Regions from separate parts of the Homo sapiens genome. Here region 2 is linked to region 1. The links are chromatin loops, found by intact Hi-C in ENCODE. Cell type or tissue: pancreas. All regions are shown on one strand.

Region 1 (2,500 bases):
ACTCCCTGGTGAGGAACTTGCCCTGGAGCCCATGTGAAGGGCCCGCCTTTCCCTGGCTACTGCACCCCGCAGCCTTCTTCCACCTTACCTGGCTGGCAGGACCCAGAGACAGGGTGGCAGAGTCCCTCTGGGCATTCACAAGGAACTGAGCAGTTGTTTCCATGGAAACCGGCTGGGCAGGAGGCGTTGCAGCTATGGAGTGACATGGAGAGGCAGGCTGAGGGCTGGGTGAAGTGGGGGAGGCAGGCAGGAGACGGGCAGGGAGATTTCTGGGCACTGTCCAGGGAAGTTCAGGAAATGCTGCACAGAGCCCTGACCTAGGCCCCTGGCACTCTCCCGCCCCCGGGATCCCCATCCTTACCTGGGCCCCCAGTAGCCGGCACTGCAGACACAGTCCCCTGTCACAGTATCACAGGACCCCTGAACACAGGTGGGGCAGGTAGAGCCACAGTCTTCCCCAAAGGTACCAGTGGGGCAGGGGTCTTCACACCTGGGGTGAGGCAAGACTCGGGGAAGGGGAGACCAAGGCAGGCCTGGCCCCCACTGTGGGGCCCCACCCCTCCGCCCCACGCTCCTGGACTCAAGGACCCAACTGGCCACTCCTCAGCAGTGAAGCTCAGGTGCAAATAGGGCCTTGAACTTGGGGCCAAATCCAGCAGGTGACAGACTACAAGTCCCCAGAGGGCGAGGAGGGCAGGAAGCCTCAGAGGGGAGGGAGCTGGGATCCTGCCCAGGCCCCCCCAGAACCCACTGCTCTCCCCCAGTCTTCAACAGGAGGGAGGCCCCTGGGGCCGCATGAACCTGTGTGTCGGGGAGGGTGGTGCTCTCGGAGAGAGCCGCTGAGCTGAGGGTCCTGGGGGAAGGTGTACCCCACCCTGAACAGAATGGTGCCCTCACCTGGGCCCCAGCCAGCCAGGGTCACAGCGCTGACAGTGGCCAGTATCTGGCTCACAGGCCTCCCCATGTCGGCAGTGAGGGCACTGCTGTTCGCAGCTCTCGCCAAAGGTGCCAGGCAGGCAGGGCTGCTGGCACTGGGTCCCGTTCCAGCCCGGCTCGCAGGACTCACAGCTGCCTGTGTCTGGAGAGCACGGCTCATTGTGTTTGCAGCGGCCACAGCTGGGAAGAGAAGGGCTTCGTGGGAACAGTGGGGGTGGATGGATGGAGCGCCCACCCCCTCCTACCCCTGTACTCCACGCAGGCCTTCGGGGGCCCTGGAGAGTGTTCGGGTCCCACCTGGGTCAGGCAGGTTTGAGCCTCAGTTTCCCCACGTTGTACAATGAGGACAAATGAGGGCTCTTACAGGATCCCATCCCTTTCCTTCCAGGCATCTGCTCTGTGACCGTCTTTCCCTGGGTCCCAGGACCATCAGGAGCCAGCAGCCCAGCCAGGGCAGGCGAGTCACCACCAAGCTCTGAGTCCCATTTGCGAGGTCTGCCAGGCCTTCCCTCCTGCTCTTTTCACTTTTCCTTTTTCCACACTGAGCCGTCCCCAGGTCTGGCATGAATGGGACTCAGTAGTGTCTTCTACCCCATCACACGAAATGCAAAAAATGTAAAGTGTTTTCACCCAGGGGTCCTCAAACCCTGGGCCATGGACTGGTACTAGTCCGTGGCATGTTAGGAACTGGGCGACAGCGTAGAGATGACCAGCAGGGGAGCCTGACCGCCTGAGCTCCGCTGCCAGCCAGATCAGTGGTGGCCTCAGATTCTCATAGGAGCGCCAGTCCTATTGTGAACTGCGCACGGGAGGGTCCAGGTTCCATGCTCTTTACGAGGATCTAATGCCTGATGATCTGTCACTGTCTCCCATCACCCCCAGATGGGACCCTCGAGCTGCGGGAAAGCAAGCTCAGGGCTCCCACTGATTCTATATTATGGTGAGTCATATTATTATTTCATTATAGATTACAGTGTAATAATAGAAAAATTGTCTGCCATGAAACCAGTCCCTGGTGCCAAAAGGTTGGAGACCACTGTTGTCACCAATATAATTTCACATTTGCCATATCTTAATTTCCCATTGATGCCTAATAGTTACCTGAAGTTTCTCCCTCAGATGCTTAACTAGCTGGGATCATATACTTGGGTCAGACCCATTAGTAGGGGAGAAGAAGGGCAGTTTATAAAAGCCATTTAGCTGATCCTGACCAGCATTTTTATTTCTTATTTTATTTTATTATTATTTTCTTCAAGACTGAGTCTCACTCTGTCGCCCAGGCTGGCGTGCAGTGGCGCGATCTTGGCTCACTGCAACCTCCGCCTCCCGGGTTCAAGTGATTCTCCTGCCTCAGCCTCCCAAGTAGCTGGGATTACAGGCGCCCAACACCATGCCCGGCTAATTTTTGTATTTTTAGTAGAGACGAGGTTTCACCATGTTAGCCAGGCTGGTCTCGAACTCCTGACCTCAGGTGATCCGCCCGCCTCGGCCTCTCAAAGTGCTGGGATTACAGGCGTGAGCCACCGCGCCCAGCCAGGGATGAAATTTCTTACTGTGAGTGCAG
Region 2 (2,500 bases), 66 kb before region 1:
GCGGCAAGACCTGGAGTCTCCATTTGGAACCAGCACCCGGGAGCCTCTGCTGGGGGTGATCATGGAGCCGCACGTGGAGGCTGGTGGCTCTGATGGTTCGAGCCGTTCCTCGGCAGCACAGCACACCCGCTCCTGAGGAGCCACGGAGCTCATGAGCGTTGGCAAAGTGCTGTCAGTGCTGGCTGTAAGGAAACAGGCTTGACTTTTAACTCAGCCTTTCCCAAACTTGACTATAATACTTTCTTGAAAATCAGAATAACCACTAACATCACAAAACGAGTGTTCTCAGGAGTGGGCATGTTTATCTCGTTCTCTTTTTTTTTTTCTTTTTGAGACGGAGCCTCGCTCTGTTGCCCAGGCTGGAGTGCAATGGTGCGATCTCGACTCACGGCAATCTCCGTCTCCCCGGTTCAAGCGATTCTCCTGCCTCAGGCTCCCGAGTAGTTGGGATTACAGGCGCACGCCACCACGCCCGATTAATGTTTATTTTTAGTACAGACGGGGTTTCTCCATGTTGGTCAGGATGGTCTCGAACTCCTGACCTCAGGTGAGCCTCCTGCCTTGGCCTCCCAAAGTGCTGGGATTATAGGCGTGAGCCACCACGCCCAGTCTTTTTTTAAATATTTGAGTGAAATAAAGCCTAGGAGATATGTGTTCCAGGCGCCCAAGCTGTTAATGTGGAGCTTGAATGTGGCCTGGACCTGCCCTTTCCTCTTCTCCTTTCATCCCCCTCCCTGCCGCCCACATCCTGAACTGCTCTGAGCCTGCAGAAGAACCCAGCGGGAATCTTCAGGGTTGTGGAAGGGTGTAGGGATGGAAAGGGACCAGGATTCGCCTGTTTGGCTGGGAAAATCGGTAGAGGAGGGTGGCTCACACTTCTAAGATGTCTGCACAAGCCCAGTTTGTTTGGGGGTTGGGGAGGAAGGTCTTTTCCTGGCCCACTGTCCCTCCCGAGTCAGCAGTCCCCCAGAGAGACGAAGAGCAGCTGGGCACGGCTGGAGCTGGTCGGTGGCAGAGAATCTTGTCCTGCCTTTTCTTCTCAAGCTCAAAATAGGCACATGCAGCTATTAACTGATATGCCAGAAGGGGCATCCCTTACCCGGAGGAAAATGGATTTATTGCTTTATAAAAAAGAAGTCTAATAAAACTGAAGAGAAAATAACTAAAAATCCAAACACAACTCACCCCTCTAAGCACGCCCAGGAGGTCTCAAGACACACTTCTGGGGGCAGTCAAGGTGGGCGGGTTGGTGGGCCAGGCGGACGGGCCTCCCCCGTCATCAGCTCCAGGGCCCCACGGAGCCCGCCGGCAGGGGGTGCTGTGGGCCTGTGGCCTTGGACAAGCTCCTGGCCCCACGCCAGGATGGCTCCTGGGCACTGGCCCAGCTGCAGGCCTGGCGGCTCCCGCCTGGTCAGTGGGGATAAGGGCTAACTCCTAGAGCCCACCCCGACCCCACACACACCTCGGACCCACCCACGTCCCCACCCCGGCCTGGACCTCCACGTCTGCCGGCCACAGCCTTTCGTCCACCTCCACAAAAGCAGCTGTGTGTATGTACGGGGTGCCCTGGCGGCGGTCCTCAAATTCCCTTCAGGTGGCAGACAGAACGAGGGTGACAGTGAAAACGTGTCCGCGGCATTGGCCCTCGGGGAGGAGGCGAGGGGTCCACCCAGCCCGCTAAACCCTCTCCAGGGCATAAGCCAGGTGGGGCTTCTCCACCGGCCTCCAACGGGTGGGCAGGCCCTGGACAGGCGACAGGGGGCTGGAATTACAAAGGAATTAGCACCGACAACAGGAAGCGGGTCCTTCCTTCCTCAGGCAGCCTCAGGCTGGCCGGGGAGGGGGTGGGGGCCAGGCGCGGGCGAGACAGTGCAAGCCTTTGTCCTCAGGCAGGTACGGCTGTGGGCATGCAGCCGAGGGGCAGGTGGCAGGCAGGGGATGGCAGCCCCCTCTGCTTTGGCAAGAGGCAGAATCCAGACACTGGCGGGAGAGCGCCTGCCTGCCGGGCGTTCCTGGCTCCTGCTGCAGGCACCACAGAGACCCCAGGCCCCGGGTCCCCGGGGGGCGGCAGAGCAAAGTCAGGGCAGCCCCTGCGTTCGGCAGGAGAAAACGCGCGTGTCCGGGGCCCTCTCCCGTCCTTCCACCACAGAGCTCCGAGGCAGGGCCCCGGGAGGGAGCGTGAACGCTGGCACGGAGACGGCGAAGGTCCTGGGGGTGCGTGGGGTACTCTGGAGGGGCAGGACAGGGGTCAGTCACTGAAGCACAGGCAGGAGACCGCAGTTCCGAGGCGGCAGCCACTACACGAAGGCCTCCTGGTTGGACGAGCCGTTGATTTTGAGGAAGAGTTTGTCATCCTCCTGCCTCTGCTGCAGCTGCCGCTCCAGCTGGCGCCGGTAGCAGATCAGGTAGAGCGGGAGGCAGAAGCCCAGCAGGCTGAGAAGGAGCAGCCCCACGTTCACCTGGGGAGGCAGGGAGGCCGCGCATCACAGGGCGTGGTGGT

What was found. A loop is a pair of places that touch in the nucleus more often than their neighbours do. Peaks named below come from ENCODE experiments on the same cell type or tissue, not always from the same donor. Only the 100,000 strongest peaks of a DNase experiment are listed, where the experiment ranks them.
Region 2: a loop joins it to region 1, with 3 times the contacts of the local background. A loop is called at or near these places in 107 of 110 quality-filtered maps.

What each region holds. Positions count from the first base shown.
Region 1 is chr17:1,639,551-1,642,050 of GRCh38, forward strand. SCARF1 (scavenger receptor class F member 1) reads right to left here. Exons shown (of 11, transcript NM_003693.4): 5 at 898-1,116; 6 at 362-490; 7 at 89-192. Among named protein-coding and RNA genes, the nearest start is that of SCARF1, 4.9 kb to the right of the region's middle. In pancreas, no CTCF peak of the experiment used is centred here; DNase peaks (open chromatin) are centred at 211 and 981.
Region 2 is chr17:1,573,307-1,575,806 of GRCh38, forward strand. It overlaps SLC43A2 (solute carrier family 43 member 2), which reads right to left. Exons shown (of 14, transcript NM_152346.3): 14 at 1-2,459. The coding sequence ends at 2,298. Among named protein-coding and RNA genes, the nearest start is that of PITPNA, 12 kb to the left of the region's middle. RefSeq lists an enhancer at 2,210-2,500. In pancreas, CTCF peaks have their summits at 1,278 (motif pointing right) and 1,483; DNase peaks (open chromatin) are centred at 1,355, 1,645 and 2,165; H3K27ac peaks cover 1,557 bases.